Regions from separate parts of the Mus musculus genome. Here region 1 is linked to region 2. Evidence: chromatin loops called from intact Hi-C (ENCODE). Cell type or tissue: left cerebral cortex. All regions are shown on one strand. Each heading gives the region's core, and the rest is flanking DNA. Links, peaks and the distances in the headings are about the cores only. Region 1 holds the start of Myh2 (myosin, heavy polypeptide 2, skeletal muscle, adult). Region 2 overlaps Myhas (myosin heavy chain gene antisense RNA).

Region 1 (15,470 bases), core at 6,816-11,815, 67 kb after region 2:
GGATAGGGTGATATTTGGGAAAATGTTTTAAAATGACTACTAAGTAATTGGAACAGGTTCAGGAAATTATTTGCATAGAAAATGTCATTTACTTTAATGTCTCACATCTTTCTGGCCATATAAAGTAAGACCACTTTATTTTCATGTTTAGATATTTGGCCAAATTTACCCAAAGTAGTTTGGGAAGAATTTTAATTGTGTTTCTGTTTGTCACCTCCCCCCCCCCCTTTTAAAGTTGGATGCTGGGCAATTATTCTAACATGGTATCTTTGCACACTAAACCAAGCTAACTCATGAAGGAGATAACCCACACACCCACGCCCATCTTTGTGCTTCTACATGGCAGGACTCCCAGAGGTCTAAGCTTCCTTGTACAGAAAGTGAAACCTGGCAGCTTGTTCCACACTGCTTCAAGGTACAGGTGGCAGAACAATACAAGGTGGGGAAGTTATCCAGTACAGTCACTGCAGGATCGAATGCTTGAAACTCCTTTAAATCGTCTCTCCCCATCTCCCTCTACGGAGATGCAGCATGCAGCAGTAATGGGGCTGCTGAATTCCTCGTTTTCTTATTTTAAAAATTCACTATGTTTTGGTTTTGTGAGATGACTTTCTACAGGCATACATGAAGTTTAAAAGTTCCATTGTTCTAAGTACTTCCTTTCGTTTTTTTGTTAGAGATCTTATTTACCAGATGAATTCTATTGGCTTTTCTACCAAGGAGATTTTAGCAGGGATTTTCTTTTTCTTGCAGAGACAAGACAAACAAACAAAAAACAAAAAAATCCAACTTTTTAGAATTGACTTTGCTCACATGGCAGAGATAAAAATCCTCCATCCCTCCCCAGCCCCTTTCCTCAAACGCAGTTAGTGTCTCCTGAGACAGGCACTTTCTCAGAGGATGCGAAATGACATGGACCTGTCCCAGAGATTCTCCATCACGCCTCCAGGGACTGGTTAGTCCAACCCTTACCTTACTGGCAAACGAGAAGGTGCAGCTGGGAAATAAGAGGGTCCTGTATGAGAGAAGAGCAAGGCACTTGATTAGTTGAGAAGTAAATCCCACTATGCAAAGTTGAAGGCACCAGGATTCACAGACCAGGGGAGCTGCAGCTCGGGCAGTGGCCAGTGTCCTGCTCCCACCTACCTTGGAGCTTTTTAAAGCAGGACGAGTCAGCCTCGTTCGGGACTCTTTTATATGGCTAGCTATGGAAACAATGCGACTGCCTCTTCTTTCTTAAGTCAAAAGGAATTGTCTGGCAAAAACCCTCTTGGCAATCGAGCGTCTCTGCATAATTCTCATTCATATTAAGAATGGTTGGATATAATTAGAAATATTTTTCTTATTGAGTATGTGGGTAAATCTCCTATGGATAATTTGAGAAGATGATCTGAAAGGAAGATTCAGGCTGGTGGATAAAGACGGTGGCCAGCCAGCAGGATACCTGGCTGCCGTCGGAACGTCTTTTTGGCGTCGCTGGGCATGCCGTTCAGAGCCTTGCATCACTCTCGAATATTTCTCCTATTAAACTATATAAATAAAATACACTTATTTTAATTTTACAAGGCTTAATTTTCACCTGTTAATCCTCTTTCTCCAACCCAGCAAAATTAAGTTGCATGCCTTCAACAATTGAAGCAGAGAGAAAGATCTTCTCTTTGTTTCCTTAACATTCCCAGAATTTCCTGGCTTTATTAAAAAAAAATTAACAACAGCTTTAGCCAAGCTGTTTCTCTGTATAGTAACATGACATTCCTTCCTCACTGGCATGTATGCAAGGGGGAAAAAGTTGAATACTTACTAGTTGTAAAAGGTGATTTTTGAGAGTACTTCCCAATGTTTTTTATATCATAGTACATCATGAAAAAAAATGACAAGGAGAGTGTAATACACTAGAGGAACATGGGAGAGATTTGATTTGGCTGTATCTACATAAATGACGCTCTTTATATGTCCACCCCTTCTTTTGTTAATAAAATATAGCAAATATAATATCTACCATATTAAGAAAAAATATTAAACACTGAATTATCTCGAGCTTCTGAATAATATCTTTTTTAAACTGTTAGGGAAAAACTTGAGCTAGATCTCACACACACACACACACACACACACACACACACACACACACAAAAACCCACACCTCAATTTGTGCTCAAAATATGACACTTTTCTAATCAAAAGTTTTTAAGTGATGCAGTTTCTGAATTCTTGGTAATTAGCATCGTGGAGATCTTCGCACACAAAGGGAGTGAAAGCCTAATCATGCTTTTCATACCAGTTAAAATGATGCATGAAGACCTTGCCAGACTCCTCTTCTGCCTTCACTAATGAGCTATAATATTGAATTTTCTAGGATAATGGAAGTAGAATGTTGACCCATTTGAACTCTTTTACTTCAAGACTTGATGAAGCCGTAATTTAAAAAAAAAAAAAAAAAAACCCATGTGCTAAAAAAGTCCTTAGTTGCTAAGTTGGTCAAAGGGCACATTAGTCACAGACACGGAGAAGTGCCTGATGCAGTCAAAGCTCAAACTTTGGAGCTTTCAGTCTGAGCCACGACCCAGGATCACAGTTCCCCTTCAGCACCTTTCCTTCAGCTGGTGCCTTCTGGGCGTTGTGCCCTGCCCCAAACATCCTGGAACACCAGCTTTCCAGCAATTACTGGGGTCTCTTGACAACAACAGGGCCCGCCACACTTTCAGTTGGCCTCTGAAGTCCTTCCTGGTTCCACTGAACACATGGCCAAAGACACCATTGTGCTTGCCTCCCCGTGGGGAGAAAGAGAACACAGCCAAACTCCAGCAAAGCCCAGGCTACTCTCAAGGGACCCTTGTCCAGTTATCTCACAGCTAAAGGCTGCCCCAAGGTCATGTCCCATCTGCTCCTCTAACACTGAGTGGATCAACATTCCACGATGCATCTGTAGCTTTTTTGAGGCTGGGACACATGAGTACTTCTGCTTTGGTGAGCTATGCTTCAGGTTTCCATTAAACAGACAGTATGAGTGTCTGATCTGATATTTAGAGATTCTCTTATTTTATTTCTGGTCCCCACGAACGTCTTCCTTAAGTTTTATTAAGTATTTCTCGTTCTGTGCTGTTTCTGAGCTGATGTTCACTTTCGGGTCATTTCAGAGTGACTCGGTCATCTCAGAGTGTGTGTATTGTTTCTGCCCCTTGTGCGCTCCTCCCTCAGATGTTGTATGATGTTGTGCTACTTGAGAGAGAATACCTGGTGTGGCGCCTTTTTGTGTTGAAGGAGAAAATCCAAAGACTCATTTCCCAGTGTTTGAGAGACGTGCCCTAGTTGTTCCTTTTGCCTTTTGGTTCCTGACTTGTGACTGGCAAATCTTCTTCAATACTCTAACCAGCACTTTGGATATAGACCCAATGAGTTGGGTTAGTGTACTTTTCCACTCTGAAAACAACTCCGGACAAATATCCCTTCTGTGGCTCCTAGATTTCAGCACTGATCAAAGGAATTGGCCTAATTCTTTCCCGTGGCCACCCCCTGGGCTAATTGTCATATTCAAATCTGGTGCCAAAGTCAGAAATGGGGGAAATTCAAGAGTGAGTGTTGTTCTATGCTGTGAAGAGAGGTTCCAAGGAGAACAACAGCCACTGATCTTGTCTACAGGAGGACTGGGTCTAAAGAATCAAAAGGATACTGAAAAGTGGTTCAAGTCTCCTCAAATCAGCATAACAGCAAGATTTAAAAGTATGGGGTCCAAGTTCTTTTCAGTGTAGGAGTTGGGTTTTACCCTTGTTAAACCCAAAGTAGGAGCTAACATTTAGGAAGTATCCCCAAAACCCAAGTGTGCACACTCAGGGCGTGTCTTAACATTCATGACCTGCATTTATGTTTCGACTACACGTAAGCTGTATGCCCTTGGAAAATTAGAATACCCTCCCAAGTCTCCATTTCCCACAATATAAAAGGATAAAAAAGTAGTGGTGCATAGCAGTGTCTGAGGATTAAATTATAGAAGGCCTAGAAACTTAGAACAGTGTGTGGTACCCCTGCTTACTCAGCTGATGTAGCGATTGTGATTACGGTGGCCCTGGTGTTTTGTTAGTGCTTCTGTTGAACTTTCTGCTACAGTGAGGTTTGTTTGCTTGTCATCCCAGTTACCCATCATGCACCAGGCTCCATATGAGCCCCCACTGTCTTCATGGAATCTCCTCCTCTCTTCCTTATCACTCCCGGGTTTATCACAGTCAAGTTCAGATCTCACCCACACATTCTTCTCCATTATTCCACCTAATGAAGGAACCACAATTTGGTCCTATAAGACACACAAAGCTGTCACAGTAATGATAGCTGTGAAGAAATCATAGCATAGACTGGAGATTTGGTGGGTGGAGAATGGATGGAGTGGATGGAGAAACTGGCTAACAGCTGTCCTCTGGGACACTGGACACTATTATTCTTGATAATAGTGGAAGACTGAACAAAAGTGAAAGAAAGAAGAAAGAAAGAAAGAAAGAAAGAAAGAAAGAAAGAAAGAAAGAAAGAAAGGAAGGAAGGAAGGAAGGAAGGAAGGAAGGAAGGAAGGAAGGAAGGAAGAAAGAAAGAAAGAAAGAAAGAAAGAAAGAAAGAAAGAAAGAAAGAAAGAAAGAAAGAAAGAAAGAAAGGCTTCCAGTCCCCACAGGAAGAAAAACCAGTTTCTATTATTGCTTTTAAAATAAAAGCTGGAGATTTCTAAAATAATATTTATAAATTAAAGAGAATCACTTGTGGTTGTAAGAAGTATGGACACAGAATTAGAAATATAAGATGATGGCTTAGAAGAAGCAGGATTGGAGATGGTAGTTTTCAGAGGGTCAGTTCTCTCTGTGTGTGTCTCTCTGTCTCTCTGTCTCTCTCTCTCTCTCTCTCTCTCTGTCTCTCTCTCTCTCTCTCTCTGTCTCTCTCTCTCTCTCTCTCTCTCTCTCTTTCTCTCTCTGCAGTAGACCAAACTCCTGGCCCATGGCTCTGTAAGCAGAAAGCAATGGATACTGATAATTTTCTAGGAATTGCTGTTTAGCTGCTCCAAACTTGGTAACTATGTATCAGCAATCCACCTGCATAAACATGCTTGAACATCCAGATACAGCATGTTCTAAGCAATTACTTTATAAACTAAAAAATGGAGCCAATGAGGTGGCTCAGCAGGTAAAGGCTCTTGCCTCCAGGTCTAATGACCTGAGTTCAAGCCCCAGGACCCACTTGATGGAAGGAGAGAACCAAATCCCACAAGTATCAGAGAGAGAGAGAGTGAGAGACAGACAGAGACACAGAGAGACACAGACAAACACAGAGATAGAGACAGACAGACAGAGACAGAGAGACAGAAAGAAAGAGAATGAGAAAGAGAGAGAGAGAGCAGAGTATAAATAAATATAACAACAACAAACTAACAAAATGACAGCAGCAGAAGGCCTGAAGATTCCCATGACTTAAAATTTTCGAAACAGATGATGTGATCATTCAAAAGTCATTTTAAGTTTGATTTTCTGTATCTGAAGTGGCTTTGTGGTTGTTCCATATTTAGCCTTAAACAACTCCAACATTATTTGGTGCTACATTGAAACAAGTATAGAAGAAGGAAGTTTTGAATCTGTGTTCACTCATAGATGGAATTGTCCAGGAAAATGTACTGTATTAAAGCCCAACAAAATCCAGGTGAGTGCTTAGGACAGAGCAAGGTGGCCATACCCAGGCTCCCTCACCCAGAAGTGCCACAGCAGAAAGCACAAAATCTGGGCGTGAAGATCCTAGTGACTACGGAAGACTGAGGCAAGAGACCAACTCCCTTGAGTCTAAACATATTTTGTTTCTTCTAACTGTAAACGTATCTGAGTGTGGGGACACACCAGACACTTGAGGAAAGAATAATTGAAAAACAAAGGGAGAAATTTTTGCTTGTTTGAGATAGGCTCTTGCTGTATACATAGCCCAGGCTATGTATACTTGGGATTCTCCTTCTCAAGTGTTGGGATGGTGGGATAGTAAGCATGTGCCCCTACAGCCATCTGGAGAAGTGGTGTCTTGCTAGACATGAGACAAAACACATTCACCTGTGCACATGTCAGCGTTTGCTCATGTAAAACCCATGTCCAGGCAACAATGAAGTTGGGAGGTATGATCAGTGTGCATACATGGTCTCTATTGTCCCCATTCCTACATGACAGGCATCAATATATGCACAGCTTTAATGGCTAAGAATAAGCACCCATTACTTCAATAAGTGCACACTTTACCAGGAGTTCTTGAACTGTAGATAGGTTTTTGAGAGTGGCCATCTTTTTTAACAGGCATGGATGGGACAGATACACCCTCTTTACTTTTTCTCTTGGAACCAAGATCCAGGAGTGAATGAAGTGTCTTATGTGATCACACTGCAGCCATGTTGCTTCTGCAGCCTAATGCATGCACCCCTGAGTCTAGTTTACTCCAGGCTATTCTAAAGCCCTTGGGCTGCTGATTGGCATGTGAGTCAGTAAAGTGGTCGCCTTTGGGTCCCATACACCATTGTGAGAAAGCTAAAGTAATAAATATAACAATAGTTATCCTGGAATGTAAAAGATTTAAATACAGAGCCCCGAGAAGATGAGATGAAAGAGCCACCTGTACCCAATCTCTGCCATCCTGTTCCTTCAGTCTCTTCAAACTCAACGTGTTGGCAGGAAAAAAACAGAATTATTTTATTATAATTTATGCAATCTTATTAGCATATATCACTTGTTTTAGATTATAATGGGTCTTACTGTGGCATTCCCAACACGTATATGATGTGTTTTGATCGCATCCCCCTTAGAGTCCATGAAGGGATGTAAAGGATTTGACAGTGTCAAGTCCAGGGAAAAAGAAATTCTTGATGCAAAAATGTAAGCAGAAAGAGCAAAGTTAAGAAGAGGGAAAATTCGGTCTATTTGGAGAAGTGTTGTAAGAGGAAAGAGTCTAGGGAGACAGGCTGGGTGGGATGTGTCAGAAGTGGCTATGCTGACTAACTCATTGAGAATGATTGTCCTCTTCCAGAATTTCACAGGGCTGACCAGAGCGGTTCCTTTTTGCCTATGTCGTCAGACCTTTGACCTCCCCTCACTCCCCACAAACCTTCCACTTGTTTGATGGTTGATTGTTTCCCCAGCTATTTGGAGACAAGGTCTTGCTATGCGGCCAGGCCTTGAGCTCACAGTCCTCTTCCCTCAGACTCCACTGCACCTGCTTCCTCCACCTCGTTTTTTTTTCTCTTTGCTTCATTTGTCACACAGTTCTGTACCCTCGGATTGATTTTCCATCCTCTACATGGCTATCAGCTCCACTGACCTGTCCCTGTCTGACTCCTCCCCTTGATTTCTTCCCAACCCCAGAACACATTCAGGAATTCTGTCAGGACTCCTAACCATTCACCTTCCCCACTGGACCAGTGTCCTCACTCATGTGGATGCTTCTTGAAACTGGAAACAGCTATGCTTTATACTTCTGCCCAGTTCCTATGCTCTTCCACCAGCCTGACTTACAGCCTGTAACAACAAAGGATGTTACAGGGATGCTAGTCCAACACAGCTATGGCCTGGGGATAATGGCTTTGCTCGGTGTATGTGAGTGAGGTCCTAATACACACACAGAGAGGGGGGAGGGAGGGAGGGGGAGAGAGAGAGAGAGAGAGAGAGAAACATAGACAGAGAGACACAGAGAGACAAAGAGACAGAGACAGACACACAGAGAGATACACATAGACACCCAGAGAAAGAGAGACACAGAGATATAGACAGATACACACAAACACAGAGAGACAGAGAGATACAGAAAGAGGGATACACAGAGTTACACAGACTCAGAGAGAGAGACAGACTGACAGACAGATAGACAGATAGAAACAGAGAGAGAGACAGAGACAGACAGACAGACAGAGACAGAGAGACAGAGAACGCATTGGCATGAATCCAGAATAGTAAACCATGGAGTTCTTGAACAGTCTTCTACATGACCTAAAGTCTAGCCACCAATTCTTTGAGGAATTTTATTTCATTTGAGTACAATGAGGTTTCTAAAGTTAACTTCTTAGAGCTGGCGGGGGGGGGGGGGGAAGAAAAGAAATCACCAAGTAACCTAATTCTCTTTACTTTATTTCAACTGCAAGAATGAAAAGTCAAGTTGCTTTTGATCTCATCTTGCCAAATCATCTCCCACCAAAAGCAAACTAAAAATACCACATCCAAGCCTTCCCTGAGAAAAGCAAAGCAAAGAGTGTGGGCTGGGATCTCGTGGCTGAGGAGGCAAAGACTGTTGTTCCTTCTGTACACTGGGCATTTCAAGGAGACCCACAAGTGCATCCGCCCCCACCAAGCAGACTCTTTGTCCTTTCTGGTTTCAGCTTGCTCCAGGTCAAGCAACTGTTCCGGTGAAGAGGAGCTGCTGAAAAGGAGGCCGTGCTCCAAGGCCCAGGGTATTTTTAGAGCTTGAGGAGGAAGGATATTTTTTATGTGAAGAGAAGGATGGCCATGCCATCTGAAGCTCTGGTCCTGTGAAGAAGCTAAAACTTGGCATGACCCAAGAAACTGACCACAGGACAGAAGCCTGCGGCCTAGCTTCCAGAAGCCAATGCTGGAGACCCAGCTCCATTCACGTTGGAAAATCGAACACAGAAGTTTTCATGGATTTTTCTCATTGTTTGGCCCTTTTTTATTGTAAATCACAGGCAAACACATACACACATTCATTTGCTTTGGTTGGTGTGTTGGAAGGCACAGCTTCATTTCCTGTATTCCTTCTCCCTTGAGCAAATAAGAAAAACAAATTAAAAACCATTGATATCCCCCATGATAAAGCATATCCTGTGGGAAAACATTAATTAGCTAATCCTGAAGATTCTTCAAATTAGACAGCCTGTGGAGATCTGATGGGCTGAACTCCACTGCCTGTGTGCATTTGGGGGAGGTGTGTCCTTCTTATTCATGCTACTGTAGTTTTCATCTGAAAAGTCTCCCAACAGCTCATGGACTAGTTCCCAGCTTGCTGGTAGATTCTGTAGTTAGAAGCCTTTTGGTTGCTAGGAATGTGGTCTTGGACTTTGCTAATATCTTTCCTGTTCCCTCTTGTTTCCTCATCACGAGGCAAATGGCTTCCTCTCCAAAGGCCCAAACCAATGGGGCCATTCGGTCATGGAACATCCAAAACTGGGCCAAAATAAACCTTTCTGTTTGCAAACTGACTGTCTTGAGTGTTTGTTAAAGTAACAGGGAGCTTACTAACATGCTCAGCACACGAGCACATACTTAGCCAAAAGTACATCACAGCTGGGAGGAAAGAGATGGTGGGAATAGCAAAGTCCCATCCTTCCTGGATGGTTCAGACTCATTATGGGGTGGCTAACTGTTAAATAGACACTCCCTCCTGGGGTCATATTAAAGTAAATGATCTAGGCTGGCACTAAGGACAAGCAATAGGCAGAATGTGATTATATACAACCTAATCCCAGCATTTAGGAGGCAGAGGTAGGCAGATCTCTATGAATTCAAGGCCAACCTGATCTACAGAGTGAGTTTCATGCCATTCAGGGCTGCATAGTGACACCTTGTCTCAAGTAAATAAATAAATAAATAAATAAATAAATAAATAAATAAATAAATAAAATATTCAATAATTTAGGGAGTTTCTAGGAACTGTCCTGGTTAGCCTTTTGGTCTCAGTTCTACAGCTCAAAATGTCTTTATCTCTACAAAGACAGTGCTTTCCAGCCATCCATCAACTTGTCATATAGATTCTGTTCTCTGGAGACCCCCAACTGACATGGTGACAAGTGCTGTCACTAATATTGGAACTTGCTGCCTGTACTGGCTAGTTGTGTGTCAACTTGACACCGCTGAGTTATCACAGAGAAAGGAGCTTCAGTTGAGGAAATGCCTCCATGAGATCCAACTGTAAGGCATTTTCTCAATTAGTGACTGTCTTAGTCAGGGTTTCTATTCCTGCACAAACATCATGACCAAGAAGCAAATTGGGGAGGAAAGGGTTTATTCGGCTTACACTTCCATGCTGCTGTTCATCACCAAAGGAAGTCAGGACTGGAACTCAAGCAGGTCAGGGAGCAGGAGCTGATGCAGAGGCCATGGAGGGATGTTCTTTACTGGCTTGCCTCTCCTGGCTTGCTCAGCCTGCTCTCTTATAGAACCCAAGACTACCAGCCCAGAGATGGTCCCACCCACAAGGGGCCTTTCCCCCTTGATCACTAATTGAGAAAATGCCTTACAGTTGGATCTCATGGAGGCATTTCCTCAACTGAAGCTCCTTTCTCTGTGCTAACTCCAGCTGTGTCAAGTTGACACAAAACTAGCCAGTACAGTGACCAAGGGGGAAAGGCCCCTTGTGGGTGGTGCCATCTCTTGGCTGGTAGACTTGGATTCTATAAGAGAGCAGGCTGAGCAAGCCAGGAGAAGCAAGCCAGTAAAGAACATCCCTCCATGGCCTCTGTATCAGCTCCTGCTCCCTGCCCTGCTTGAGTTCCAGTCCTGATTTCTTTCAGTGATGAACAGCAATGTGGAAATGTAAGCTGAATAAACCCTTTCCTCCCCAACTTGCTTCTTGGTCATGATGTTTGTGCAGAATAGAAACCTTGACTAAGACACTGCCTGTAACATATTTGAAGGAAAAAGACCCTGAGTTCATTTTCACTGTTTTTTTTTCTATAATGAGTCCAAAGATCATTAATTTCCAAAATGTGCAGATTTCTCCAGCCTTTCCATCCCTGCTGAGATGCCAACCACATAACACCTACTCAGCAAGGCATCTGAGTTGTCTATGAAAACCTATTAAGCCTTTCCTATTGCTGTAAGGGTTTCTTGACCTCAAGGGTAACATCTATGCTTATTTCAATATTCCCTATACCACACTTCAATCCGCATGCTAATGAGTACATGGCTCTTCTGTGATGCTGGGCACACGTCAGAACTGTCTGCAGGTTCTACAGTTCTGTGTCCTGGACACCAGCACCCAAAGTGTCCCCAGACTCACAGCTGCCGCCTCGCTTAGGAATTTGGTATCTGCACACGTTACCAAGCCCCATCCCTGACCTATGGTATCAGAAACTTAGGGGTGAAACTCAAACTCTAGGATTTTGCTATGCACTGAAGTTTGAGTCAGAAGATACAGAGAATTCAGGAAAGACAGAATAAAGTCCTACCATTTGATAAATATCACAAGGTCAAAGGGCATCAATGTAGCTCACCATTCCACATTAGCGGCCTGTCTTGGTACATGGTCTGGACATCCCCGAAGGTGCTGAACTTGAAAGAAAGAAGGAAAGGAAGGAAGGAAGGAAGGAAGGAAGGAAGGAAGGAAGGAAGGAAGGAAGGAAGGAAGGAAGGAAGGAAGGCTATCTGTCTGTTAGCCTCATAAGTTGAATAATGAGCAATCCTATTTCTCATATCTGATGTCTTTTACAAGAAGTAACTGTGACCGGCCCTTGGAAGATGGGTATCCTTCTGAAGGTGCCACTTATTGCCACACATCAGTTACTTCACAGATCGTGCCCCTGTGGATCATCAAAGAGTTTCCCAGCTAGAGACCTGGCTACGAAGAATTTTGAAAAAATAAAAAAAAATAAAAAAAAAAAACTAGCCAAAAGGTCAGACTTGAAAAGTTCAAATGTCTCCATCAAATTAAATTTTTTAATTTTTTTCTTCTATGAGAAGTTGTTCTATGACAGCTCACTGCTCCTTTCTGAACTTCCGCTCTATGGTGGGACAGAACTCTCTACCTACAGAATAAAGGAAGGACATCCTTCTGCATAGAGGATAGAACAGAGCTAGAAACAACTGATGCTGTGAGGGACCACTGTCTCCAAAAGGCTGTAGTTCTCATATCCTTTACCCAGTTCCTCATCACATGCAAATCAGTTGAAACAAAGTGGGGAATTCTCCAAGGCCTTTGAGAGCACACAACACAAAAGAGAAGTAAGTCCTCAAAACAGCCAGCTCCATCCCCTCCTCACCCTCCACAGATCGGCAAGGTCCTTAGCAAACAGATGTTCCTTAATTTACCTATTTGCTCGCATATAACTGGACTGTTTTCACTCCTCATAGAACCCATGTGACAGTTCTCATTCAGAGCATGAAATGACCACAGAAGCCATCTGCACAGTGAAAGCAGTCAACATCTTGAGGGAGATGGTGATGAAGGAAATACAAATCTAACGTGGAGTGATGATTCAAAACATGGGCCTCCACCTCAGGTGTCCATTTCATGTTCGCTGATGATGAGCCATGCTCTAGGACATCTCACATCCTGATGCTGAAATGTATGGCTCAGTGGCCTGGACCATATTGCTTAACTTTTTTGAAACTCTTTTTTAAAGCTAATTTATTTTTTGACAATATTATACATATGTAGATATAGTATGTGTACTATCTACCTATCTGCCTACCTACCTACTATTTGTGTGTGTGAATGTGTGTGAGTATGAGTGTGTGTGTGTGTGTGTGTGTGTGTGTGTGTGTGTGTGTGTTGTGTGTGTGTGTAAAACATTCTGGTCATACTCATTCCTCAACCCCCTCTCATCTTCCTCTTACCTCCACCAACCCCTCTTCCCTCCCACCAAGTCTCTACCCCACTTTGACATCTTTTTATTGGTTTTGTTCATGACCCATGTGTTTAAATGGAGTCACGTAGGGCCACCCACAAGCACAGATGTAACACTATGCATTGGTTCTGTAGCTCACCAGTGACTTGAGCACTCAAAGCAATGGCTTCTTCTTTGGCAGCCCTTGACTGCCATTAGTTCCCCTGCATGAGACAGGGCCCCATAAGCCCTCTGGGGGAATGAATGTTTACTGGTTCAGTGTTGTATGGCCCTGTGAAGGCAACAGTGGCTACTGTGAGTTCACCAGCGGCATAGTTTTTACCAGCCCTCCTTCCTATAGTATGACTCTTAAGATCACTCCTTCTTCCACAAAGTGCCCTGAGATTTGGGGTACAGATGTGTGTAGGTGCCCCATTAAATGCTGAGAGCTCAGATGCCACTTGTTCTCAGTACCTTGACATCTGCTACAAAGAAAAACTTTTGACAGCTTCTGTTCCCTCCTTATTGTAATTGTGTGGTGACCAGATGACACAATGGACAGGAAGTACTTGATATGGTGTGCTGTATTAGCTGTTGTAGGGTTAGAACATCTTCAGCTCATCTTCGGTCCCTTCAACTCGCACTCCAGCTAGAAAATAGTCATTCAGGATGAATATTTCAGGCTGGCCTGAAAGAGTGAAAGGAAGCCCTGAAGGACTCAGGTGCTTCGTGCAAATGTTAGGCTTCCTCCAGCAGTTGTGAGAAGGCGGGAGCTCCTCAGCTGACCCTCATTTCTTCTTGGAGGAAGAGAGGAAGATTAACATTATTTACAAAAACTGTATACACCAGTAGCAGTTGTCCAGGTTGTCCAGCACCATCTTACCTGGTACTCCGAGAGTCTTTGTTACATGAGCAAACCAATTTCCTGCTGTGCTGAAAAATGGTCTTTAATACTTCTAAGAAATACTGACTCATAACCTTAAAGCTATAAATGTCTTTATGAACAATGGTATGTATGTTCCATTCTAAAAGACTTCACTCTTGCTGTTTGTGGGGAGCTGTGTCTACCTAAAGTAGTAAGGCCTCGTTTGTCCTAAGGACAATTTTAGAAGCAACCTTATGACAATTAACTCAGCGGGAATTCCCGAAGTAGCTCCAATTAACCCAAGCCCAAGCGGTAAAGGACTTTTAAATTAGGAGCACAACTTGAGGAATTTCTCCCCTGTAGCAGTATGTCTCACAAGTAAAATTATAAGCACAAAAGATAACTTTAAAACATGACGCAGGACTTGATTTATCCTGACAGAATTGTCGTTTATTCCGTTAAAGTCATTTTAAATTCCATTCTTATTACTAGCAGCATCAGTAATTTTAACAAAAGGAGTTTTATGTGTGGGAATAAATATACCTGATATATTCATAGAATCACTGAGCACTTTTCAGAACTGTGTATTTCAAATTCTTCCTCTGCTGAGATGAGAAGGGCTTTTCTATGCATCTCATCTTGTGTGTCTTCCATGAAGATCACCTTCTGGTGGGGAGAGGCCTGGGCAATCATGAAGCCTGGTAAGACAACGACAGTCAGATAGTGTGACTATCCAAGCCTCCAGCATCCTGTGTAAGGCCAGGAGGGGAATACTTGTTCCTGCTTTTTGTGTACAGAGGGCTTCTCCAATGGAGACATTCTTCTCCTTCTCCCCCTCTCCCCCTCTCCCCCTCTCTCTCTCTCTCTCTCCCTCTCTCTCCCTCTCCCTTTTGTCTTCTCTTTCCTTAACTCCCTCCCTCCCTCCCTCCCTCCCTCCCTCCTTCCTTCCCTCTCTTTCTTATCCAACATCACCTCTTGTATTATGGCTAATGTTCATAAATGACTTACATCTATAAACCCCACAGAAAATGATTAGTAAGGCATCTCTGTAGACCTAGGCATTAGCTATTGGTTAGCACTAACAATAATGGCCAGACTAGTCATCATAGTTAAGATCACAGGATACAGCATTCTTCATTTTAAAATCAACTTACTTTATGTGTATTAATGTTTTGCATGCCTATGTGTTTGTGCACCACCTGTGTATCTGGTGTTCATGGAGGTCAGAGGACGGCATTGGATCCCCTGGAACTGGAGTTGTGGATGGATGTGAACCATCACGTGAGTGTTGAGAACTGAACCTCGGTCACCATTGCAAAACCCGTCGCTGCTCTTAACCATTGAGCCATCTCTCGGAGCCTAGGATGCAGTGGTTTTCTTGATTTGTTTTTGCTTTTCTTCCTCATACACAAAACACTGCAAATCAAATGGGTGAACATAACCTGGTCCTGGAGATGATCAGAAAGTCTCTCTTGTTCCTCAACAATTGCTTCTTGTTGGGGCACTGGGCTTAGGGTGGAAAAGTGATAGGTCTTGCCTGAATGAAAAGCCCTTCTAGCCAAGAGGACTCTGGCATGACCCAGTGTGGATCCCTTTTCTTAGGACAGGCTCTCATGGACATCTTGGATGAAGTGTTTCTCCAATTCCTCTAGGTTCTTCTTTCAAATCCCTTTCCTCAAGCAGATTGTGTGGGGGGGGGGGTGGCAAAGTTAGTTCATGCTTTACAATAAATAAGACTGTTGTGTACATCAGTGATCTTTTAAAAGTTAACTAGTGAAGTTATTCATGAGTGCTCTCCATTCACCTTAGCCCTTCCATCTCTCTGTAAGCAGTGGAGCATACAGCCCTCTAGACTAGCTTGTGTACAGTTATAATAGGCACATATGAAATGTTTCAGTTAAAGAAATATATTGACCAGGCATGATGGTACATGACTGTCATCCCAACATCCAGGAGACAGGCAAAAGGATCAGGAGTTCAAGGTCACCCTCAGCTAAATAGTAAGTACAAGGCCAGTCTGAGCTACATGAGATCCCATCTCAAAACAAAGAAAGGAAG
Region 2 (15,470 bases), core at 4,308-9,307:
GGGCGAACACCATTCCTCTGGGCTTGCTTGTCCAAGGGATGTCTAAATAGAGGACACAGGAAAGGAATCTGAGCTCTCTTGTACTCTCCTGGTACTTTATGACTACATACATGTGGGAAGGCCCGCCTTATTCCAAAGCAGGGTGTATTTTGGATGCGCTATTCAGCAGTCCAATAAACACTTCTTGCTGGCATTCCCCCTATGATCCTCACAGATGAGGAAATACAGGATTCTGAGAGTTTGTATATATTTTCTTATCTATTGCAAACACATCTGGGAAAAATTTAACACCGTTTAAACCTTACATGGTCATAAAAGTTAATTGTGTGTTGTAAGTCATTGTGTTAAGTTATATCACCATGTGTGAGTTGGGATATAGTCTCAATGCTGCACATGTCTTTATAAAATGCACAGAACAATGTCACTAGGGGGCGCTGAGGTACACATTCCTCTCTTAGGGATGCAAGGTTACAGTTGCACACAGACTCCTGAATCTCCCAGAAAGTTAAAGTATTTGTAAAAGATTGTAGGTGCTTAGGGAATGTCCAGTAGACAGGTTTTTCAGGTTTTGATATACATTTTGTAACACAGTTGAAACCTTGACTGAGATATTCATAGCCTGGTTTTTGTGGTGTCCAGCCATGACAGCACATCAATAAAACATCTTAAAACTCAGCAAGTCCAATTGGTATTTGTTTTCTATTAAATTACCCTGAGACTCCCACAACATCACTACTGGGAAAAGTTACGGATTCATTTCTATGCCAGCCATTAATTGTGGTCTACAAACTTTCTCCAGTGGTGTCCTGCCTTCACTTTCAGTCTTCTTCCCCTTTCCTTGGTCCGCCATATCAGGTGTATTCTCCTTCCACATTTTCTATTCTGAGTTGTAAGCTCATAGGTGGACATATATCTTCTTCCTACACACTTTGTTTTGATGAACGCTTCCCCAACTTTCTTTTTCCCCCGTCCCCCTAACTCAGCTTCATGTATTGCTACAACATCCTCTTGCACATACTTACCCACCAGAAGTTGACATTTCCAAAACCAGGAAGCTATAAATAAGCTAAAACCAAGATACAACACACAGAACTATGGAAAATATATGAACCTAAAAGTCAGAACTATGTCAAGACTTGTGTTCTTATGTTGCTGAATATAAATGGGAAAATTCTGTCTTGGTGACATAGTCAGCCCTGGCCCCAACATGTGCAGGAGTTTTACTCACGCACTTCTTTCCTTCCATACCTGTCTACACCTTTCCTCCTCCTCCTCCTCCTCCTCCTCCTCCTCCCCCTCCTCCTCCTCCTCCTCCTCCTCCTCCTCCTCCTCCTCCCACTATTCGAAGAGGAAGAAGCACTTACTAGATGTTATAATTAACTCAGGGCACAGAGTCTTAGGAAAGCAAGTCTCAGAATGGGAAGAATGGAATGTTTTGTCTCTCTGTAACAGTCGCTTCACTTCATTCTATAGGGTTCCATTGATTCCTGGTGCAGTATTTAAACATAAATTAATGGTGTTTCCTTCCTCATTGTCTGACACTTCAGGGTTGAGGAATCATAAGTGGTCCCCACCATCCAGGTAACATTAGTAATTAGTGTTTGAGAATCTAATTTCCTGGGTATTGGTGGACTATAATGAGAAATAAATCAGCAGATAATTTTAATTCCTGCTCATGTCCCCTTGAATCCTTGCCTGCTTGATCCCAGCTAGACAGCAAGACCTGCTTTGCTATTTTGCTCCAGGAGGAGGTCTTGGAGATTAAAAGCCAAAGTAAATCTTAGGATTTACTTATCTCTTTGAGATCTGACACTAGGAAACCTTTAATGTAGAAAAAAGTAGCAGGATGCCAGGGCCACAACTGCTGACAACTGGCATCTGCCACGGTGCTGGAAGGAGAGGAAAGAGGATGCACTACCTTCCCTCGTGGTGGCACATCCACAAGGCATGGCCGTGAAGAGGGAAGATTCCACTGCGAGGAGAGACAGAGTCAGCGTTTTAATTTTCAAGAACAAGTTATTAGTGGGTATGTGTGGACTCTATAAATTTCACTGTGTGAATGATTGCCATTTGGTTAAAAAGGTCAAAGCTAAAGAACTATCTAAGAAAAAAATGTGTTCTTATTAAATACATGCTGTCGTTGGAGGACATTCAGAAATAAAATGTGACTAAATACAGCTGCTTTTATTTAAACAAGTAAAGCAGAGATCATTATAAAATGTGGGTGTGCCTCTAGTAACAGGGCCAAGATGACAGATGTAACCACTGGAGAGAAGATGCGAGTTAGGGCAGAACTCGAGGGAAAAGACAGGGTAGTATAATGAGAGAGAAGATGAGATGAATTAGGGAGGGGGGAGAGGGAGGGGAGGAAGGAGAGGAAGGATGGTGTAATAAATGGGTTAAAGATAAAAGCAGTACAGAAAGTGAAAGACCAGGAGAGGCCAGGATGGAATGACTGCACCACAGAGACAAAGCAATACAGGAACTGAGTAGGTGAGATCGGGCAAAATCAAGCACAAGGTGAGGTTGTGTGGAATGCCTGAAGGAAAGTATATGGCAGCAAGCCTAAACGAGGAGAAGAGATAAGACAGCAAGTACTAACAGGCCTGGGTGATGAGCTAGGATGTACAAGTGAGTGGGAGGCATAGGCAGAACAGAAGAACCGAAGAGGAAAGATGACATGGCTTAGAACAACTGGACGTTTGCGATAAGACTGGGTATAATGCATAAAACCAAGAGATAAGATAGGGCAAAGTGAAGGGAGAGGAGAGACAGGGAAGGATCAGTGGTTGGAAGATGAGCACAGGATAAAAGACAGGATCTGGGCTGAGTGATTCAATCAGATGAGACTGGAAGCAGTAGATGAACAAGAAAAAGCATCCAGTAGTTGCTCTAAACCCCAAAGATAGAACAAGACCCCAGGCCTGCATAGATGAGGCTTACATTTTGATGTGACAGAAACATATTGTCTATAGTTATAGTGAGCCATAAACAACAACAAAAAAATTCATAGTAATTGAGAGAAATGAACTATTTTAATTTTTTTTTAATTGTAGGGGTTTTTTGCCTGCATGATGTCTGTGCATCATATGTGTCCCTAATTCCCACAGAAACCATAAGATGGTATCAGATCTCCTGAAATTGGCATTAGAAATGGTTGTGGACTGTCATATTTGTGCTTAGAATTGAATCCAGGTTCTCTGGAGGAACAGCAAGCCAACTGGGTGGGTCTCAACTTCCGTCTTGGTTGTTTTTCTATTGCTGTACTAAAACCCCAATGGCCAAGGAAAAAGAAAGTGTTTTTCTCTTTTAAAACACACTTTTTAATTTGGCTAAATGGGTTTCGAAGGTCAGAGTCCATGGTGGTGGAAGAGGAACAGCTTACATCTTGATCCACGGCCATGAGGCAGAGAGAGCCAGCTGGGAATGCCATTAGCTTTTGAAACCTCAAAGCCCCTCCCCCACAGTAACAGACCTCCTCCAATAAGGCTATGCCTCTTAACCCTTCCCAAACAGTTCCATCAGCTGGAAACCAAGCATTCAAATACATGAGCCGATGTGACTTATTCTTATTAAGTCAGCCATAGTGTGCCAAAACATGATGGTAGGAGGTGATAAAGGATTCCTGAAGCCGGGAGAAACATGATATTCTAAGTTCCAAATCCATGGACCTGAACAGCTAGTACAGCTGGCTAACTGCACTCTTAAGAGGGGAGCATTACCAGTGATGCTTGCAAAGGAGTCAAGGACCACCTTCAGGATCTGTCCTTTATGTGAAGAGCAAACTAGAAAGTGATGTCGTCAGAGCTCTCTGGCTGAGGTTGAGAATGACTGAAACTTGGGATGGAAGCTCAGCTATGTAACAGAGTAGATCATAAGTGATGGTGGGTTGAAGAAGATGGCAGCAAAGACAGAAGTTGATGGCCTTTGAAAGAACATGTGGTTCGAATAAGGGACATTCCCCACAGGCTCATGTATTTGAGTATTCAGTCCCCGGGTAGTGACACTGTTTGAGAGGTTATGGAACTTTTAGGATGTGGAGACCTGCTAAGGAAGGACTTCACTGGAGGAGGGCTTTGAGAATCATAGTCTATCCGGGCTTCCAGCTCATTCTGTTTCCTGGTATACTGACAAAATGTGATCAGCCAGTTTCCTATTTCCTGCCTGCTGTCATATGGTCCCCACTATTATGAACTCTTAACTCTCTGGAACCATAAGTTAAATGAAACTTTCTCCTTTAAGTTGACCTTGGTCATGGTATTTTGTCACAGTCACAGAAACTAACTAATATAAAACTTGATTTATTGGGTATGGGGAAAAAATGAAAAAAAAAAAAACCTAACGTTATTAAGGCTGATCCTGAGATTTTGAGCATGAGCAACTGTTGTCATTACTGTGATAGGATATTAGATATAACCTTGCTCTGAAGAAAACAGAGGAGGGGCATGGACTCATTGTGTCTATTTCTGGTTTGGAAATGATCATTAGCAGAGACTGAGCATAGATCTCAGAGGAAGGAAGAGCTAGGTTTGAAGTATAAATTCACAGCTCATCGGGCATGGATGGTACTGGAAGCCAGGAGACTAGATGGAGCCACACAGAGAGGAAATGTAAAATGAAAATGGAGAGGCCTTTGCAGTAACAACCCCTTCCTGTATTGCTCTGACACAGTGCGTGATACCCACTAAACCACGCAAAGAATTTGATTGTGTATGCTGTTATAGTGTATAGTATAATTGGGGCTAGTGCACAAATTGCTTTAAAGTATAGAGACGGGACAAAGCTTTTGTGGAGCGTATATTCGCAACGGCCACTTAAAAAGATAGATTTTTACCATGTCAATGTTAACAGCCTTCAGAAGATAGAAGGAAAATGATGCTGAGGAAATAAAGGCTGAATTTTACTCCTACAGGTTTGAGAATAACCTGTAGGGGGAGAGGGAATACTACCCAAAACGCATTCTTCTGAATGGCAGTAGAGTGAATGTGGGACCTTGAATCAGAACCTGGTTCAAACAGCTCAAATTCTTCACTTGTAAAATGGGGGGAAAATTACCATTTCACTGAGTTGTTGTAAGTGAGCCATTTATAAAGATAAAGGTCATAAAAGGATGATATATTATACAGTCATTTATCAAGGCTGTAGCAGCATCCACCGCCATCCTAATTAGTCAAACAGTCACACAATACCAACCCATTAACCAATTAACTTACGGCATATTAATATCATAAAAAATAGAAGCGCTCAAAATGGGACTTGAGTCCATTACACTGAGTTTTCAGGAGCATCTGGAGATCTGTCAAAGGAAGAGAAAGAGAAAAGATAGGATAGGCAGAGCCATGAAGATAACCGGAAAAGATCAGAGTCTTAGAAATCAGAAAGAAAGAGAGAACATCCCAAAAGGAAAAGATGGTCAGAGGCATTCTATCTGCGTGAGAAAAGTCGGGCTGAGGACTCAGCGTTTAGTTCAGAAAGTGAATAAATCACTAAGGATCACAACAATGTCACTGAAAGGGAGACGAGGGGACAAACATTAGGCTCGCAGGAGCTGATGAGTGGGGGAAGTGAAGACGCCGTGTATGTACATCAATACTCAGAAAGGAAGTTTCAAAAGACAGACAGTAGCTGGGGAAAGGAGAACATGGGAGAGTGTGAAAGACGCCAGTAGATTTGAAGGGATTTGGGAAGAAAATGGAAGAGAAAGATATTCCATTGCATAAACTTCCCAAGAGGGTTGAGGGGTGAGTTCCTTATATGAAGATCAAGACAGTAGGAATGAGAGACAGTTTCCACTTCCTGACACTCATTTCCAGCTTCTCCTAGTTTAAAATACTTTAGTGCTAACAACTATTGACAATCTATGTGATAAATTTTATATATACAAGGCTTTACATACAATGCATGTCCCCAGTGTTTACCACAGCCTGATCAATACGTTGATCATCACACTTGCTGCACATTAAGTCTTGAGAACATAGCTATCCTGTAAGCAAGAGCTTTGTATCCTCTCACCAATATTTGTCCGTTTCTCCCAACTCTCAGCCCCTGGAGAAACTCACTGCTTCTATGAGCCTGACATTTTAGACTCCACACAGAAATGAGATTGTGCAATGTGTGTCTGGCCTATTTGACTTGGCACAATGTTCTCACTGGGCAGCCACTGTAGTTACAAATGGCAAGGTCTACTTTTGAATGACTTTGTAATACTGCATTGTATGTTCAAAGCAATGTTGTTTAATTTCTTCCTTTTCCCCAATATATATTTTTACAACCCTAAAAAGCCAGGTATATAAGACAGGTATAGGACTTCAACACACACTGTTAAAATATTTTATGTCATAAAATATTGCCACATTGTATGTATGTTTACCTTATGTGTCCATTAACAAGTTATTGAAACTGTAGCTATTTTGATACTTTTAAATTTTACTTAGTCTAGAATTAAAAGTTTCGTAACCATTCTGTTAGGGTATTGAAGCCAGCAGTGGCAGCTCCCTCCTACAATTCCATCACTTAGGAGGTTGACAAAGGATTGCTACAAGATTCTTTGGACCATCCTGGGCTACGGTGTGAGACTATCTCAAACACAAACAATATGAGGGTGTTCTGCATCGACTGTGTGTTTACCTTAAGCAGCGAGTTTATAGTTTCATGTCTCCGTGTTGTGACTTGAGAGTTCTTTCATTTTAATGTGAAGACTCTCTCTTTTTTTTTCCTGTATGATAGCTCTTACTGAGATGAATTCTTTCAACTCTTGTCTGCCAAGAATTTTTTTTTAAGGAGAAAGAAAAGTTTCTGAAGGATGATATTTCTGTACACAGCATTTTCGCCTGGTGGTTATTTCTTTTAGAACTGAGTGTGCAAGTTTTCTGGTTTGTAGAGAACTTTACTGTTAGCCTCCCACCGGTTTCCTCCTACAGGTTCCCAAGAGATAAGTTACTTTCCTCCTGCAGCTTTTAAACTTGTTAGCAATCTGACGCTAACATGTCTTGTAGTCTTCTTTGGGTTGCCCTTTCTTGAGGTCCTTCAGCTTCCGTCATTCCGGATCTACATCCCTCCAAAAATTGGGGGAAATGTATCCAGCCTTTAATTTAGCTTCCTATTTCCCTTTCTCACTCTTCTCTTTCTGGCACTCCCACAACCCATATATTTGCATACTTGGTAGTGTTCCAGAATCCCTATCTATGCTTTGTTCATTCATTTTCCCCATTTCTCTTACAATTTGGTACTTTCAAATGGTGCATCTTGGCCTTCACTAGGTTTTCTTTTGTGTGACTGAGTGTGATGTTGGAACTGGGTCTTTCCGTTCTGTCCTTGTGTTTTGAGGTAAGTCTACCAGAGAGTACACATGAACACTCAGAAAGTTGAAATAAAAGTCTTTATCGCTGGTGGGTGTCTGCATGTCTGGGAACTTGCCCAGATTGTACAAGCCCTGATCCTCACAGTTCTTTTTATTTTATGTACAAAACCACATCCTCATAAGATACACTTTAGTTAGCAAGAATAGCTAGAGAGAATCAGAACGACAGACACCAAAAGGCAGGGTTAGTACATTTAGGGACTTTCCTGAATCCTGGAGAGATGGACGAGGTCTCTGATGGATTAGGTCTTTGTTCTCATTTTAGCAGATGTTGGCCCTGTGTGCTGGGTTTTAAGGTGAGATTGGTCCCTCTCATATGGTGCCAGTTGTGCTAAGATCTGGATGTTCAGTTCCTGGTTTCTCTCTCTCTTTTTTTTATTATTAAGCTTCATTTTTTGTTTATAAATTATTGTCCTGATTTTGTTTAGTTATACATTTCTGAATTTTAAATTTTTTATTTAATAAGATTTTTAAGACGATTATTTGAATCCTTTTTCAGAATGTTGATTGATCTCCATTGCTCTGGTTAATTATTATTATTGTTGTTGTTATTATTGTTATTATTATTATTATTATTATTATTATTATTATTATTATGCTTTACTTATTCCCTTTACTGGTGTTGCATTTGCCTGATCATTATCAGTGTAAACTTTGCATTGATGTCTCTACACATAAAGGACAAATATAAGTTTCAGTTTTTCTACATGGGCAAGACCCTACCCTGTTACAACACAGGACTCATGGGATTGCCTCTAGGTTTGTGATTGAGTAGACTTGAGTAGGTTTGTGATAGAGCTGGATTTTGAGGCTGCTTTGGGGTCTGGAATGCTGTAGTTGGCAGTTCTGTTAGCAGGATCTCAGACAGATGTGAGTGTTGTTTCCAGGTAGACTCTGGGATCCTTTGTCAATAGGGCTGATGATTCAGAACGCACAACTAATAGGCTTGTTTGCAGATATGTTTTGAAGGGGTTCTATAAAGGCTCTTCTGAGCCACCAAGTAGTTAGTTCCCTAAGAATGCAGTGCCAGCATTGAAAAGAGCATAGAAGGCCTGGAACAGAATCAAAGTGTTTTGTTTTGGGGCTCACAGCAGGAATATGGATCTTCAAGTCTGTAATCTGTTCCTACTGACAAAGGTAGGCATGAGCCTCAGAGAAGGAAGAGTTAGAGGGTAATGGAAGGCAAGCAAAGCTGTATTTATAGGCTATGATGTGTGTGTGTGTGTGTGTGTGTGTGCATGTGTGTGTGTTGACAGTGTAGGGGAAGAGGGGGAAGGGAGGATAGCCCACTTCTGGCCAGAGTTCCTCATGCTCTGGGCAGGCAGATGTGGGAGAGCTGCCAGACGCTTTTCACTCGGCCCCTGGTGGGCATCTAAGCCACTGACCCCACTTGATGGGGGGTGGACAAGGGGCAGCCCCTGAAACAAGGGGCCCCAGGGCCACACCCTAAGTGGTTTCCACGCAGATAAGAGTCCTTAGTCTGGGCCTTGACTGGATCACAGGAAGGCCTTCCATCAGGAGATTAGAAATGGCTCATTAGGAGAAAGCCTATCCCATCATCCAAGTGCAGTGGACCTTGATGAACAGAGACAGTCTATGGTTTTAGAGCTTTATTGTAGAAAGGCAGGGGGAGAGAGAGAGAGAGAGAGAGAGAGAGAGAGAGAGAGAGAGAGAGACTGGCCATGGCCAAGAGGAGAGAAGAGGGAAAAGGAAAGAGAGAAGAAAGGCTAGAGAGTAAGAAAGAGAGAGTAAGAGGGAGGGAGAGAGTGGTGAGAGGAGAGAGGAGAGGAGAGGAGAGGAGAGGAGAGGAGAGGAGAAAATGAGGAGAGGTTAGAGGGTGAAGTGGGGCCAAGCAGCCCCTGTTATGGTGGACTGTTAACTTTACTGTTGCTAGGGAACTGGGAGGAGTCTAGCCTGAAGGTCAGAAGCTTGGGACATTGTCTATGTGACTACTAACCACGCTTCTCCTGTGGAGGCTGTGGGGGCAGTAACTTCAACTGGAGCCTTGAGTCCAGGAGACATGAGGGAATGCCTACCATGCCATGTAAGTGAATTAGCACCACTCCGGGGTTCAGACCTCAGCTCCAAGGGAGACCAGACTGTCTGTGTATAGCCCAATGCCCCACGTGTGTGTGTGTGTGTGTGTGTGTGTGTGTGTGTGTGTGTGTTTATGTAAAAAAAAAAAAAAAAAAACAAAAACAAACAAACAAAAAAAAACCCAAAGGCCATGAATTTGGTTTTTTAAAATTATACAGGATACCATGTCTTAGGCTAGTAGTTCTTAAAAACTAAAAGTAGTTCTAGCAATTGATAGAGATATTATTTCTGGCTAAAGAAAAAAGAGAAGAAGACTGGGAGAGAGAAGGAGATGGGGAGAGAGAGGGATGAGAGGAAGGGAGAGAAAGACATAGAAAGACACAGAGAGAGATAGGAGAGAGAGACACACAGAGATAGTAAAGGTTGGAGAGAGAATCGGGGAGAGAGCACATGTAGATTTCAACTTAAGCTTGTGATGGGGTAGTGTCAATGGTATGTAGACAGCTTGTGTTTTCCAGCACAGTCATGATCAAGTGAAGATTCAGCTAATAGATGCCAGCACAGCCAGGCCCTTTGCTCCCTCCTGCCTCTTTGCCAGCATCTGTCCACCTATCTGCTTTTTTCCACTAAGTCAAAAGCTAAATGGAATGGCAGTATGATTCCTTTTGCAGGAAATTGGAAAATTAGGATTGTTAAAACTGCTTTGTAAATTATTTTAAAGTCTAGTTCAAGATGCAGCACTATGATTACCCATTGGATCCAAACACATATTGCTTCATATCAACACAGGGAAAATCTTCTAGGAGCTGAGTCTAGAGATGCTGCACAATTTAACCTACTGCGTGATAAGGTTAAAAATGATTAGTTGTGTATTATTCCTTTTTAACTGGCTATATATTGCTCTAAAAAGACCTTTGTTATATTTCTAATAAAGCCATTAACTATTTCATTTATTCACCATCTGCTAAAATTAACCTAAATGGAAGGCCTGTGCTTATTTTCAGCACAGGTAGAGGTCCGGTCATTACTGTAATGACAATAACAACTGTCACGGCATTGTAGGAAGCTTTTCTTTTATCTGAAACATTTAGGCACTTGACATTTTCAGCCAAAATTTCAATTATATACCATGATTTTTATTTGTTGCAATACATTAAAGTTCATAGGTACTTTGGAGCTCAAAATCTAGGATTTCTATTGGTGAGTGAAGTGTTATATAATAACTAGACTTTCCACATCTGTACAGTATATTATATGTATTTTGTGGTCTTGCAGATCTAGAAAGTAGGGTGTCAATGTACATTTAATGATTGGTTTTTAAACACATTTATGACAATTAAAATATTTGGAGTCAAAGGTATTTCAATTTCAACTATACCATCATGAAGATGCTTTGTATAATGCTAGACCATATCTGGAAAAAAATGATAAACATTAGATAGATTTTCCATAAAAGAAATATAGATGTTTGTGTACGTATGTGTGTGTGTGTGTGTGTGTGTGTGTGTGTGTGTGTGTATGTGTATACCTGTGTGCAGGTATGTATGTGTCAGTGTGTGTGTGTGTGTGTGTATGTATACCTGTGTGCAAGTGTGTGTGTGTGTGTGTGTGTGTGTGTTAGTGAAAGCGAAAGCAGGGAAGAGGCATTCAGTATATAGGTAACTGATATAAAAATGCAAGATATATGATAATTAATGTAGTCTATCAAAAATCAGAAAAGGACTAAGATATGGCAATTTCCAAAGAATGGAAGAAACGAGAGACATTCATTCTTAATCCTCCTTTGCCATCCCTAAGTGCCAAGAAGATGCAATTAAAAAGCATCTGAGCATCTGTAGACAACCAAGTCTGCACACCTCTACATAGAGACAAGCAAGAAGTGGAGCACCTATTATTTCAAAGAATCCTAACCCCAGTTTAGTGATTCCTGTCATTTTAGTAAAGTTACTATAGTAACTACTTTTGACAGTAATCATAAACAATTTTTAAAATTTTTGCTCTGATTGTATGTATGTAACTGCCATTTTAATTGATGTTTACTCCCTCTTAGGATGGATTGTTCATATCCCTTCAGGAAGGTGATCAAGCATGTCTCCAGGCTTCCCCGTCTTCCCTCAGGCATGTGTGTGGTACTTACTGGACTTGGCCTGGCTGCTCTCCATGCTTAACCTGGGTGACTAAGGAGTTTGTCATAGATATAAGCACAATGGTTCTTTTCTTTTTCCTCTCCCTGATGTACAAAATGATCGGCCACCATGGAAAGGGGAAAGGAAGAGACTGACGAGCTCTTGGCAGATAAATTTTTTATCTCCCAAAGTTATGAGTACAAAACAGAGTGACAAAGATCTTCACATTTTGCTCATCTCTTTGGTCACTTTCCTGCACTTGGATCAATCACTCTTCGCTTATGATTTTGGTGTGAACCTCCCGGCTCTTCACCCGCAGCTTGTTGACCTGGGACTCCGCGATGTCAGCCCGCTCCTCGGCTTCCTCCAGCTCGTGCTGGATCTTGCGGAATTTGGCCAGGTTGACATTGGATTGTTCCTCCTGTGAGTAAGAATGCATTTGTAAGGAAGAAATGCTCACATTTCTAGACTTTAGGGTCAGTGCATCTTGGCTGTCTTTTTTGCTTAAAACCAATCCACTCTAATAAATGTTCAAAGAAGTGTAGACAAGTGTGTACATTTTTTTTGGTTCTATTAACTCCGCATATACTTCATGCAGTCATTGGTAAACACAGATGACATTGTCTGTCTTAAAGAAAAGAACAATTTTTCTTTCAGAAAAGCTAACACTACTATGATTGTGCCAGGTTCCCAGGATCTGTTGTCATTGCTCCTGATGAGGCTCCAGAGGATGAATGAGACTCACACAAGCAATCCCTGTGACACCAAACTGAATATAAATTATTGCCACTTGGGTCATAAATTATCCCCCACTTAATAAAGTTTAGAAATTAAACATGTTTATTATTCTCTAAAATAATCCAAGTTGTCTTTGATTATGCTTGAAGATACAGTAATGAATTTTGAAAGGCCAGTTTTAATTTAGTCTCCAGTAATTATTCTTTTTTTTTTTTTTAGTGTCTCATTAAGAACCTTCGCAAAATATGACATTCAGATTTAGAACATTTACGAAGCTTAAAATGACTTTAAATGGGGTGGCTCGGGAAAGCCGTTGCATCTTCCTTTCACAGTAGAAGAAAGCAAGAGCTGGAGTGGAGGGAAGGTGCGTGGTTTGCCAGGCTGTGGGTGCGAGGTGCGCGCGTGTATGTGTCTGTTCTCGCTTCTTCCTTTGCTCTCTTCCTCATCTTTCTCTTCCTCTCAGAGCTAAGAGCTCAGGAGGTAAACAAAAGCCACCAGTGGACAGAGGACTTTATCTGCAATGTACAGGTATATGTCTCCACAGAGACACAAGTGATACTTGACTCCTTAGGATGAGTCAGAGAAGAGGAAATGTGACGGCGTCAAGCTGCAGTCAGAGCACTACTGAACCTTCTGCCCTCCATAGTATGCATGACACTTCAGCTTCACCCTGGATCTCTTTAGTGTGTATGTAACAATAACTTGCGATGGAATGAAAGTAGAATTCCTATTTCCTTTTCATCTGGAACATCTGGTCCCCTTTATTTCCATTTCAGTTATATCTTACTTCCCCCACCTGGCTACTCACACCACAACTTGGTGGATTATGCCTGCTTTGTTTCTTTTTACTTCCAGGGCCAGCCTACTGGCAAGCCTAATGCCTTCCCTCTCCAGGATGAATCCTGAAACTCATCAATTCTCCTTGTTTTATTTCTGCCTTAATACAAGCCACACACCTACCTGAAAACACACATTTCTGCACCTACTTGGGTTATCCAACAATCTTTTCTCTACACTGTAGTAAGGACCCTTAAAAATAAAAAGCAGGCCACATCTGTCCTGGAAGGGGATCTTTCCCTTGATTCTGTGGCCTGATTGCATTTGTATTATGATGCAGGCTTCTTTCCAGGGCCCAGAAGACCTTGTGAGCTACTTTCTGCCCGGTTCTCTGGCCCCAGGTACACTGTTCTCTTCCTCAGTCTTGCTGATTCAATGACAAGACTCTGTACATTCCTCCTCCCCCTCTCTAGAACATGATAGGGACTATGCTTTGGTTGGTTGGGTTAATGCTTACAACTGGACTCAGGGCCTCAGAGATGCCAAGCCTACCCACATTCTTCCACTGAGCTACACCCCCATCCTTATTCTCACTAGTACATTTCTCTCTGGCTTGTTTCAGAATGGCCAGTTGCACGACATTCTTAGACCCTCACTAGATCCTCTGATGGATCCTTCCTTGTCTTGCTCATCTTTTTGGGTTTGGTTTGGTTTTTTCTGCTGACCACCCAATCATGTCAGGGGTTTTGATCTCACCGCTTCCTCAGCTTGTCTCTTGTAGGCCTTGACCTTTGATTGCAGTTTGTCCACAAGGTCCTGGAGCCTGAGAACATTCTTGCGGTCTTCCTCAGTCTGAAAGATTTTTAAAGTGTGAGTTTCTTGAAAACATAAATATCCCTTCTCTTTTCTGTATCTATGGTTTTTAATGTCTTGCGCATAGGGGTAGGAGCCCAGAAAGGGTTTTTTCTTACTTGATAAGTGAGTTCTTTCACTCTTCTCTCATGTTTGCGCAGACCCTTGATAGCTTCCACGTTGCGCTTCTGTTCATTTTCCACTTCTCCTTCAAGTTCACGGACCTACACCAAAAGGTGAATTAAAAAATTTTTTTGGTTTTGGATTTGCTTATTTTACTTTATGTGTATGAGTGTTTGCTTGCATGTGTCTATGTGCACCACAGAGCTCGGAAGTAGTTATCAGATCCCCTGGAATTGGTGTTGCATATGGTTGTGAGTCATCTCGTGGGTGGGCCTATGCATGAGCAGTAAGTGTTCTTAACTACGGAGCCGTCTTTTCCACTACCAAAGGCTGATTTATAAAAATATTTTCTATCATTTAATCAGTTAATGAGTTTCTACTTCTTCAACCAACCTGATGTTTTATATGTAGATCCGTTGTCCAAGTGCCCAAACCTAAGCTGTCAGGCAACAGGGACTATATGCTCTTCATCTCAGAATGCCCTACAAGGTCTAGCTGTCTTAGGTATTGAAAGTCATATGCTAGAGTGGAATGACAGGAATACATGTTGACCAGGACACCCACCCTGGCCTCCAGTTTCTGGATCTGCTTCTTGCCGCCCTTCAGCGCCAGCTGCTCAGCCTCATCCAGACGGTGCTGCAGGTCCTTCACCGTCTGCTCCAGGTTCTTCTTCATCCGCTCCAGGTGGGCGCTGGTATCCTGCTCCTTCTTCAGCTCCTCCGCCATCATGGCGGCCTGGTGAGTGACAAAATAGAGTTGGTTAGGGGCTGAAAAGGCCCTGCAGGATTCAGGCTTGCTATCTCCATCTCACTCTCTGCTTACATCAGTGATGGCTTTCTTGGCCTTCTCTTCTGCATTGCGGGCTTCCTGGACGATGTCCTCCATCTCTCCCTGGATTTGGGAAATGTCTGTCTCCAGCTTCTTCTTGGTGTTGATGAGGCTGGTGTTCTGATTAAAATACCAAACACAGAAATATTAAATATTGAAGAACAAAGTCAGAAAACCAGATGTCCAAATGAGCCTGTAAACTAGTTATTGACTAGCATCCCTCAGGGGTTCCATAAATTATCTGAGTTAACAACATACTTTTAAAGGACAGTGGATGCTGCATGTTATCGATCAGATAAACAAAAATGTTGTGACTCTTCCCCAGTTAAACATGTTAAACTCTTCATAAAACATTATGGGTATATTTCTGAACAATGTTAATATCCATGCATGAGTTTCCCCTTCATACTTATTTACACACCTGGGTGTGGAGGAGCTGCACGCGCTCACTGGCATCCAGCAACTCCTGCTCTGCAATCTTCCTGCTCCTCTCCGTCTGCTCCAGGGTGGCCCGCAGCTCCTCGATCTCAGCCTGCAGCAGGTTGGCTCTGCGCTCAACCATGGCCAGCTGCTCCTTCAGGTCCTCCTGGCCCCGGAGAGCATCGTCCAGGTGCAGCTGAGTGTCCTGT

What was found. A loop is a pair of places that touch in the nucleus more often than their neighbours do. Peaks named below come from ENCODE experiments on the same cell type or tissue, not always from the same donor. Only the 100,000 strongest peaks of a DNase experiment are listed, where the experiment ranks them.
Region 1: it touches region 2 in a loop (6-fold over the local background); 3 of 42 quality-filtered maps call a loop at or near these places.

What each region holds. Positions count from the first base shown.
Region 1 is chr11:67,156,765-67,172,234 of GRCm38, reverse strand. Myh2 (myosin, heavy polypeptide 2, skeletal muscle, adult) reads right to left here and starts at 1,208. Exons shown (of 40, transcript NM_001039545.2): 1 at 1,147-1,208; 2 at 973-1,015. In left cerebral cortex, for the core only: no CTCF peak of the experiment used is centred there; DNase peaks (open chromatin) are centred at 7,010, 8,261 and 9,044; H3K27ac peaks cover 1,675 bases.
Region 2 is chr11:67,220,791-67,236,260 of GRCm38, reverse strand. It overlaps Myhas (myosin heavy chain gene antisense RNA), which reads left to right. Exons shown (of 2, transcript NR_146138.1): 2 at 11,448-12,065. Myh1 (myosin, heavy polypeptide 1, skeletal muscle, adult) reads right to left here. Exons shown (of 40, transcript NM_030679.2): 35 at 15,263-15,466; 36 at 14,836-14,961; 37 at 14,578-14,748; 38 at 14,010-14,114; 39 at 13,795-13,890; 40 at 11,686-11,944. The coding sequence ends at 11,792. Among named protein-coding and RNA genes, the nearest start is that of Myhas, 8.8 kb to the left of the region's middle. In left cerebral cortex, for the core only: no CTCF peak of the experiment used is centred there; DNase peaks (open chromatin) are centred at 6,104, 6,562, 6,982 and 7,298; H3K27ac peaks cover 2,870 bases.